Linked DNA regions of Homo sapiens: region 2 is linked to region 1. A link is a loop called in an ENCODE intact Hi-C map of the cell type or tissue named here. Cell type or tissue: endothelial cell of umbilical vein. All regions are shown on one strand. Links, peaks and the distances in the headings refer to the core of each region. The heading gives the core; the rest is flanking DNA. Region 1 has its middle 190 kb from the start of LINC02219. Region 2 holds the start of LOC105379007 (a long non-coding RNA gene).

The links. Peaks named below come from ENCODE experiments on the same cell type or tissue, not always from the same donor. Only the 100,000 strongest peaks of a DNase experiment are listed, where the experiment ranks them.
Region 2: it touches region 1 in a loop (4-fold over the local background); 1 of 110 quality-filtered maps calls a loop at or near these places.

What each region holds. Positions count from the first base shown.
Region 1 is chr5:67,996,648-68,002,030 of GRCh38, reverse strand. No RefSeq gene overlaps it. Among named protein-coding and RNA genes, the nearest start is that of LINC02219, 190 kb to the left of the region's middle. In endothelial cell of umbilical vein, for the core only: no CTCF peak of the experiment used is centred there; a DNase peak (open chromatin) is centred at 2,920; H3K27ac peaks cover 1,355 bases.
Region 2 is chr5:67,908,065-67,913,447 of GRCh38, reverse strand. LOC105379007 (a long non-coding RNA gene) reads right to left here and starts at 2,577. Exons shown (of 4, transcript XR_948392.3): 1 at 2,380-2,577. In endothelial cell of umbilical vein, for the core only: no CTCF peak of the experiment used is centred there; a DNase peak (open chromatin) is centred at 2,627.

The sequences.
Region 1 (5,383 bases), core at 238-5,237:
TCACATTTTTATAATAAATTTATTTTCTATAATGTAAATATACTGTATGTTAAAATATAAAGTATAATATTTTATAATATACATTTATTTATATCAAATCGCATCTCAAACTAGGACCAAAAAGAAATAAGATATGTTTTATTGAAGTTATTTAATCAACAAACATTTATTGAACTGAATATTATATGTAAAAGCCCACCACTGTACCAAGTGCTGGAGGTACTGAGAGTGGAAGGGTTTGATCGCTCCCTGCCTTCAGAGACCTTACGATCAAGCAGGCTTCACAATTCCCCAGTCCTCCTTCTGCTTCCTCATGAAACCCACCCAGGAGTGTCCTAACAAACCTGTAAGTGTATGTCTCTAGGTTCCAATTAATTGTGACTTCATTCTTATTTTTAAAAAAATCCAGAAGGAAGCTTTTTAAAAAATCTATAAGAATATTTAATAACATTTTTGTTAAATGGTGAATGCCAGGGACAAATATGTTCTGCAATTTTATATCTTATTTAAGAGTGATTCTTGTCCAGGTGTGGTGGCTCACGTCTGTAATCCCAGTACTTTGGGAGGCCGAGGGTGGAGGATCACTTGAGGCCAGGAGCTCAAGACTAGCCTGGCCAAGATGGTGAAACGTCATCTCTACTAAAAATACAAGTATACAAAAATTGCCAGGTGTGGTGATGCATGCCTGTAATCCCAGCTACTTGGGAGGCTGAGGCAAGAGAATTGCTTGAACATGGGAGGCAGAGGTTGCAGTGAGCCAAGATGGTACCAATGCACTCTGGTCTGGGCCACAGAGCAAGACTGTTTCAAGAAAAAAAAAAAATAATAAGTGATTCCTAAGGCACATTTGACAGGCCATCTTTCAAAGGAAGAATTTTCAACCTTAGCATGAGCTGACATTGCCCCTCTAGCACACTCACACAAAAGGAAAAGGTGACATTCCCTTTGACTTCCTGGTTCTAGTCTACTAGTATCATGCAAGGAGGAGGCTGCACTACTGCAGTCACATGGGATGGGAATTTAGAACTATAAACTGCAGGAAGGATGTGGATGATGGCAATTTGACCATGAATTCCAGCTAGCCCTAGTTAAATAAGCAGGCACTAACTATCCCAGGAGATTGTCTTGAGGGCTTTATAGACTTACAGCTGTTGGAATATTAAAGAAATTCTCCAAAGACACAAAATAGATTTGGGGAGCAAATTATGACCCTTGGGATCTGTCTTCCTCACTCTTAGGCCCTAGGGGCTGCATTTTAGTGTACTGAGCTTACTCAATCACTTTTTAATGCCTTGGGAAAATATGTCACACATAAAATTAAATTTGTGTTTGTTTCAATGTCAATATCACATGTGTGTATGAATTTAATGACATAGAAACAAGAAAGGAAGCTCAAGACATATCAGATATATTGTGAGCCAGTGGTTAGTGTTGTTCCTGTTCAACTCTTGAGGATGTTTGGCAATGTTTGGAGACATTTTTAGTTGTGACAGATGGGAAAAGAGTGTTTCTGGCATCTAATAGAAAGAGGCCGAGGGCACTTTGCTGAACATCCTATGATACATAGGACAGGCCCTCTCAACACAGAATTATTAGGTCCAAAATATCAATAGTATTGAGGTTGAGAAATCCTGGGTTAGGCCTTGGCTAGTGAAATAAGGAATGATAAGACCTCCATTCTTTCTTATTATCTTGTTACATATTTTCATTTTCACCATGCTCCCCAAGACAGCTATTAAATACAAAGAAAAATTTAAATGAGGTCTTTGTCCTCATAGATCTTGTAGAGTTCATTTAATAAGACCATGTAGATACCTATAAAGTGTTAAATAACAATACAATAGAACAATGAACAAAAATAAAGCAGAGTATTAATTGCCAAATATTGGTATGGGCAATTTTGCCATGAGTTAAGAGATGGAAGAGGACATACTCGAAATAGGAATTTGCGGCTGGACGCGGTGGCTCATGCTTGTAATCCCGGCACTTTGGGAGGCCAAGGCCGGTGGATCACCTGAGGTTAGGAGTTCGAGACCAGCCTGGCCAACATGGTGAAACCCCATCTCTACTAAAAATACAAAAAATTAGCTGGGCGTGGTGGCAGGCACCTGTAATCCTAGCTACTCAGGAGGCTGACGCAGAAGAATGGCTTGAACCCAGGAGGCATAGGTTTCAGTGAGCTGAGATCATGCTACTGCACTCCAACCTGGGCAACAAGAGTGAAACTCCATCTCAAAAAGAAAAAAAAAAAAGAAAAGAAATAGGAATTTGCATTAAGATAACAGACTCTGTGGGAACAGGGCTCTGGTGTCTTCTGCATATTGCTGTGTTCCTATCACTTAGTACAGTGCCTGGCATGTAACAGCTACTCACTATACTCAAAAAATACTTATTGCATGAATCCAGGAATAGATTTAGAGAGAGAGGCCAAATATTTTCTGGAAGATTGGGAGGAATGGAAAAAGTCAATGCAAGGAGAAAAGAATGGGATTGATATATTTCCAAATTCCATGTATCTTGGGGACCGTATTGAAATAGGAAAGTAGGTGTGGGTGTAGTAAAAGGAAGTTGGTGCTAGTTTAGGAAATTCGGGTTTGCTGCATAGATACTGGGAACACAAATTGGAATTATGTTTGTTCCAGAATAATTGCAATCCGTTTAATGCTTGCTTGTTTGAATCTGAGGGGGTGTGTCTTTAATTGCTCTTCACTGAGGACAGATGCCAAGTGCGTGTGTGAGTGTAAATCTCTGTGTGCGTGGGGTTGTGGGTGTTGTGTTAACTTCGTCATCCTCTTTATCTAAATGTCTTCCTGATCCTCTTGCCTGAGCCTCCACCTTTTCTGTCTAGCCTGCACTGAGTTCCCTTCTCATGCATGTGGCAGTGACTCAGGGGCGGAAGAAGGACTGCCCAGCCTGTGCCTGGTCACTTCCTGCTGTGCCTCCAGCAGGGTCTGCACATGACGCTCCGATTTTCCCAGCAGACCTGAGGAAGTGCCCACATGGCGTGTCTGCCATGGGGGAATGCAGCTTTGCTGTCATTGTCACTGAGCTGCCATTTAACTGAAGGTTTACAGCAGCCCCAAAGTGTCTGCTGGCCTCCTCATGGAAAGTGGAAAAGGCAAGGGCAGGGAAGGGCTCATCTGAGTGACACTCTGTGCTGCCTGCTCTTCCTCCACTGCTTGACTTGGCATCTGTCATGGGTTATGTAAACAAATAAGAGGAACAATCCACGCAGGGCCACTGGCTTTAACATGCCTTTCCTGTGTCCCAGGGTGTGCGTAAGCAGGGAACACAGTGGGTGATGACAGGGGTTTGTTCCTGCCTAGAAGGGAGATTCTTTTCTGGCCTGGAAAGTTCTTTTTTTTTTTTCTTTTGCTTTCTTTTTTTTCTTTTTCTTTTTTTTTTTTTTGAGACAGCGTCTCACTCTGTTGCACAGGCTGGAGTACGGTGGCACGATCTCGGCTCACTGCAACCTCTGCCTCCTGGGTTCAAGCGATTCTCCTGCCTCAGCCTCCCGAGTAGCTGGGATTACAGGTATGCACCACCATGCCTGGCTAATTTTTGCATTTTTAGTAGAGACAGGGTTTCACTCTGTTGGCCAGGCGGCTGGTCTCGAACTCCTGACCTCAAGTGCTCTGCCCACCTCTGCCTCCCAAAGTGTTGCGATTACAGATGTGAGCCACCGCACCCAGCGAAAGTTCTAAGAGCTTCCTTTTAGACTTTCCCCCTTTGCCCTTTGATACCCCTGTCTTTGTGATACAGAAGGTGAGCTAAGGCTGCAGGGTGCCAAGGATCACTAGACACAAGACACCCAGGAGGCCACTAGAGACAAGCCTGGTTCTGAGTAACCTCTGTTCCAAAATGATTGGCCTGCACCCAGAGGGAGGGCACCTGGATGCCAAGAAGTAGTAATGAATTGGGGAAAAGAGTGGAAAGACATGACATTGATGGCTTGTTTTCATAAACACTAGTCTTAATTGTGATGACATACAGAAGAGTGTTATTATAATATTCAATGCATAAAGTTAGCATGACAATAACCTCACATTCTCTAGCATGACCTCATGTTCTCTTTCAGTGACTGATTATTATTTTCATTATTATGTTTTGAAGCAATTCTGCTGAAGGATGATCAGTGTGGATTTTACACATTTTACAGTAGAGGAAACAAAGCCACCAGGAAAGTTCACTACCCAACGATTTGAAATGGTCACTGCATTTCCCACGGAAAGAGTTCACATTGTCCAAGGCTTGTAGGACATTTACTAAGATGGAATCCTGTGAAATTGCCAATATTGGGTGAATTTTTTATGTATAAAAATAGCAGTTTCATAGCTCCAACATAAAATTATCAACAAAGGAAACTATCTTTTCTACCTCTTATAGTGGAAGGTGTTTGGGGTCTTTATTTTTTAATTTTAGAATAGGCATACTTGGTTCGACCTCCACTGTAGAATAAATTTATTTCCCAATTCTGGGAAGGAAACCCAGGTTCCCCAAGCTTTGAAGATTCCTGATGGTCAGTACTTGCCTTCCCCAGCCGCTCAGGCTGCAGTCCTGAGAATCCTCACCCTGGAAGCTCAGCCCTGCCTAGTCTTGGAGCAATTCCTGACCCAGGTGGACAAATATCAGTTGGCTCAGTACCTACATGTTGGGGTCTAGAATTAGTCTGGCTTCCCTGAGCCCAGAGTCCACATGCCAGGGATGAACTCTTGGCATCTCACAGCCATCACTGTGCAATCACCTGCCCTTCCCAAGCCATGTCCCAGGCCATACACCTGAGCCTCTTCTGCCTTGGTTTCCTGAACTGCATTTTGTTTTCCTTCTTGGGGTTTAATTATGCTGTTAATGTAAGCCATCTTGGCATGTGACATAGCTATTCACTGTCATCCTCTGAGGGAATAGGCTTGTACCCAATATTCCAGCCCCTGACTGGTGTCCTGCTTCAAAATGGGTAGACCTTCCTGACTCATGGCCCTGCTCCCCCCATCTTTCAGCAGCTCCTCAAGGTGTCATCAGCCCTGATCACACCAGGGTTTGACATTCCTCTTTAAACACCTTTTAACCCAGGAGGCCTTTTAACCCAGGAGGCCTTGCCTCTTCTTGGCTTTCTTCCAAGACACAGCATGACCCGTAGCACGGGCGTCGTCCATGGCAGAGATGCGGAACCTTCCTAGTTGGCCTTCCAGGCTGCTCTCAGATGAGGCAGTGACTGCCCACCGTCGGCTCTTGAGTTCCCCATTCCACTTACAGTTTGGGACAGAATCCCATTTTGTGGTTGGTGATGAAGAGATAAGAACAGAAGTGGGTGGGAGAAACCAAACACCACCTGGCCTGAAGCAGCACAGGCTGAGGGGACAACAGAGCAGAATGGCCAGGAGGC
Region 2 (5,383 bases), core at 115-5,114, 88 kb after region 1:
GTGTATCTAGAGATTTCCCAAACTCTCAGCCTCTGCCTACTCTACACCTTCGCAGCTGGAATCCTTAGGCCTTACCTGGAGGTTCAGCTCCACACAGAACCTGGAAACATTCCTGACTTCTGCCTATGAACCTCAATGCATCAAATAATGTAGAAGGCAAAGATAAGTATAGCTTATATTCTTAAATAATATTTTCTCAAATAAAGTTTGAGAAAAAAATTGGGAGTTCAGTTGACATGTAGTTTCTATAGTGACCACATTAATAGGCAGCTGTAGTACATGCAAAGAGGTTGCCTCTAAGTCAGGGAAGATATTTCCTTAGCAATGGAAAAGACAGCAAGACCAGACTCAGGAATAAAAGTTTTGCTTGGGGGTGAACCCAAAACACAGAAAGAACAAGAATGGACATTGGAAGTATTTGAAAAGGTTTATCTGCCATTTCAGGTTAGTTTTTTACTGCGTTTTGGAAAATGACATCCTAAACTTCCAGAAATTCAGTAATTCATCACTGTAGAGATAGAAACTATAAATTCTGCTCATGTATTAATCATGGTTTTTTATTTTCTATATTTCATGATGTTTTGACATCTTGGGGCCTTGTGGATCTAGTGAAAAACTGACTGCCCCTCTCAGGGTTAGTTAATTCCTAGGGAAAACAAAAAACTTACCTGTGAACACAGCTTTCATATGTAAACCAACCAATCCTGGATCCCCATGTGTCTTCTGTTATTGGATTTTTACAGTCCAGATCACACCAGGGCTAGGTACAAAACAATCAGAGACCACTCCTACAGCCCAGAGCTCGCCCAAATTGTTCAAACCTTGCTATCCTAAGCCTGCTCAGCTGCTTAATCTGCCTCACCCATTTCTTCATGCAAAAGACACAATAAAGACTGTGCCCCCTCCCTCCTTCTTCCTCCTGATTGACCATGGTACTTCCCTGTGGCCCTGCACAGTATTTGAGCTCACTCCTCTTGGACACTATGACAAACTATCGTTTCGGTGGCAACCATCTTATCTGTTGGCCTCACCATACCTGAATAAAAACAAAATCCTAGGTACACTTGAAGCAACCCAAAGCAAGAGAAATCTACATTCAGAAGCCTGCAGCTTCTGGCTGGATTATCTTGGCAAGGCTCAACCGTTTAGAGCCTCAGTTTCCTCATCTATAAAACTGAAATAATAATTATTATCTAGCAGAGCCATGGGGAGAATTTATACGTGTGAAAGCACTCATCATAGTTTATGCTTACCTAATGTTTGTTCCTACATTTGTTTAATTACCCATTCATTCATTGCTATCCACCTGTAGTCTATAAACACAATTCAATTATTACCTTGTCCATCCTTATTAATTCTATAGTAAATTCTGATGCTCTTTCCAAGTGTATCTATGGCTTCTGAGCACTGTCATGAAATCTCACTCTTTTTTCACTCTGTGTGTGGCTTCACCGAGAGCTCTCCCCTTGAGTCCCTTGGTTGATTTCTGCCACAGCTATTATAAAGTCATGCAATTTTGGAAAAGGCCAGTCTCACTGTTTATGCTGACATCTGTCAATCTTATCAAGCAATTTTGTCTACAAAAGGGGAGTCAAAAACCTTCTGTTGGGCAGAAAAAGAAATCACATTTTTGGCAGATAATTAGTAAAATAAACATCTGAAAGCTGTAGATAATTTGTATTGCACTACAGGCTTTGTGGATGTTTTACCGCCTACGCTCCTCTAATTAGGGAATAGGGCTGATAAATGCTGAAGTGGAGAGAGATCCCTGAGACACAGAGCCAAATGCTCCAGCTGGACTAAAATTACCAAGAAGATCAATTAAAAGAAGGAAGATGACCAGTGTAGCAAAGAGCATCAGGGTGGGGTCAAATTTGAGACAGATGGCAAATGAGGCAACTTCAAGAGAGACAGGCTGTCCCAGAGTTTTTTTATTGTATTCCTGATGAACAAGACTAAGGAGAAATCTGAACACTTAACAAGAACTGTGCAAAAAGATCTGGCACCAAATGCAGGGTGGGATAAAGAGAGACACTGGCCTTGGACAGCCCAGACCTGGTTCACTGGCTCAGGCAGTTCTGCCAATGAGGTTTCCCTTTTTAGGGATGGCAGACAAGAGACCACTGCAGTGGTAAAGGAAGTAATATTTTTAAAAATGTATAAATTATGAAGAGCTATATAAGAAGGGCTATTATCAATGACAGAATTGCTGTGCTTCAGTCTCTTGTTTGAAAGAATAAGTACAAATGTTTAAAAGCCCAGTCTCTGGAGTCAGATTAAGTAGGCTCAAATTCTAGCTTTGCTACTTGTTCTTTGTGGCTTGACGTTTTGAACCCTCAGCCTCCTTACTGCAGAAATAAATAAAATCATAGTGCCTACCTCATGGGCTGCTGGAAAGGTTAGAGGAGGTCTGCACATAAATCTCTTCTCAGAGGTCCTAGTTCATAGGAAGCACTCAGTAAGTATTATATATTAATATTTGCCCAGCCTCCTCAGGTGCCTGTTGCAGGTACAACTGCAGGATTTTCCAAGCACAACGGCGAATTATCTCCTGCCCAAGCCTCTGACACTCCAGCGAGGCTTTCTCTGTGTGAGTGGGTCTGTTAACGTTAATGGGGGTGCAGGGGGCATGGAGGGGAGGAGGCTGACTAGGAAATTCCTATCATGGCTACAAGTTCCTGTGGAAGTGTTACAGTGTTTAATGTCATTGTTCTAATATCACCCATATTTGATATCATTGTTTGAGATTTTGGCTCAGAGTCCACAATTTACTATTCTGTGGAGTTGTTGGACTCTTGGACTGACCTAAACATTTCTAGAGTGAGATATGAATTCTACACCTTGCCTTGGATAATTATTACCTAATTAGCAACTTAGTGAAATACTGTTTTTGTTTGTTTGTTTGTTTGTTTGCTTTTTTTGCTAGTATTTCCCCAGCACAGAATTTCTCCACACAAATTCACTTAAGCCTTTTGATGGCAAGCTTGAGGAGCAAGTGCCTTTTTGTTGTTCTTTGTTAAAATAATTCCCCTGTTGTACGTGTCTTGCATGAGGCTGCTGTCAGTAAGAAATGCCTCTAGTCACCATTCAGCCATCTAAATATAAGACATTCCTTTGTACCAACTTTCACGTATGTATCTCCAGGCTGTGCAAATATTAAGAGTAACCTGGTTAAATTATCTCTGACTTTAAAGGAGTTCTGTACACCATAGGATTTCATAGTCCTGTGACTTAACCCTTGAATTTCTCTAATAACCAAAAGAAAAAGGTTCTAAAAAGTGCTTATTACCTTTTTGTAAAGTTCTACTCTTTTCCTGCCCTTTCAAGTGCCTGAAGATCAACAGTTGTGCAATTAATGCAGTGCTCACTGCATTTTTTTTTCCAGATGGAAAACATACCCACTGTTAAGTAGTTTGGGACAGCGTCTCATTTGAGCAGCTAAAGAGCCAAAGTCCCTGCTACCCCACTAGATAGAATCCATTGTATATCTATGAATAAGAAACCCTGGCATCTGGGGAGCTGGGCAAAGTAAGGGGGCTGGGACATACACTGTGCCAGGACCAAGTTCCTGTGCTGGATGGCCGATTGTAGAAGAAAACCAGGCATCAACAGGGACGGGTGCAGTGGCTCACGTCTGTAATCCCAGCACTTTGGGAGGCCGAGACAGGCAGATCATGAGGTCAGGAGTTCGAGACCAGCCTGGCCAATACGGTGAAACCCCGTTTCTACTAAAAATACAAAAATTAGCCAGGCGTAGTGGCGGGCGCCTGTAGTCCCAGCTACTCAGGAGGCTGAGGCAGAAGAATGACTTGAACCAGGGAGGCGGAGCTCACAGTGAGCCGAGATCACACTATTGCACTCCAACCTGGGTGACAGAGCAAGACTACATCTCAAACAAACAAACAAACAAACAAACAAAAAACAAACCAGACATCATCAATTCAAAATTAAGAGATGGGAAGAGAAGACTGATTTGCTGGGCAACTGGTTTCATCTGTAATGAAGATTATAGTGCTCAGTGACCAAGTCATATCTAATGAGATAAATGTGTTAACGTATTTTGGACACCAGAACACTAGACAGCTGTGTAATTTTAGGAACTCTCAGGGTTATTTTAATTGTTGATATTATTATCTTATTGTAACTGGTAGACACGGAAATTCATGTCTAGGTGCATTCAACATGAAGGAGTAAATTACTACAGTGCTCTGAATATTTCTGATAATTGGAAAACATTTAAATCCCCCAATTATTTATTTTAAAAATAGAACACTATAGAAAAGTTGAAAATAGTACGAGTCCCCTTTTTTCCTTTACTAAGATTGTGCAATTTTACCATATTTGTGACACTTCTCTCCCTGTCTTATTTATATTTATTTATTTAAAGTACGTGGAAGTACTCACCCAAGATATTGACACTTATTCCATATTATCTAATGTGCTGTCTATATTTAAATTCCCCCAATCATCCCCAATATATATTTTATAGAATTTTTTTAAATCAAAGATCCAGCCAAGTTAGCATGCTGTATTTTGTTGTTACGCTTCTTTAACTTAGAAAATTCTCCTCCACTTTTGTCTTTTTTGCTTTTTATGATATTGGCTTTTTTGAAGAGTCCAGGAACTGTCACAGAGTGTCCCACATTCTAGATTTATTTCATTTACTCCTTAAGTTTACATTACTTTGAAACGTTTCTGGCAAAACTACTACATAGGTGATATTGTGTGTTTTGCTGCTTCTCATGAGGGGGCACAAAATGTCAGTTTGTCCCTCCATTCCTAACAGTAACGCCTTTAAGGTTGGATTTGGCTGGGCTCTCTTAGGGAGCATTAGCATCAAGACTTGTGGCCACACCCCTTGGCACACTGCCCTTCTACAGCTTTCCATGAGGGCATGCCTGCTGATGACCCTGGGGACCACGTTGGGCCATCAAGAAATAACCAATAAGAGTGATTCTGGAGAAGCTTCCCTTTGGAGCCTCCAGTTTCATATGACAGTCTCTGAGCCAATCTATCCAGAGGAAAGCTTAATTGGCAATTGGCATGCTGCTGAGACTGACACCCGGTAAGCCTCACCTTTATAACTCCAGATTCCTTTCATAATGATGGCTAGCCATGTACTGGCTAGTTTCCAGTTCTAGGCATGACTAGGTGGGCAGTGATATACTTTCGGTTTTCTTATCTGCTCAGTATACATGTGCATGGGCAAAAGACTTCACACACGACATTCATGAAATTTAGTGAGACTTGGCTAAAGATTACCAAACATTCTTAGGGACCTGTCTACCTGAACAAAGGAGATGAAGCAGGGAAATGAGAAAAAAAAAATAAAACCTCAGATTCCAAAAACATTTATTGAGTATCTGTTATGCACTGGGTGCTT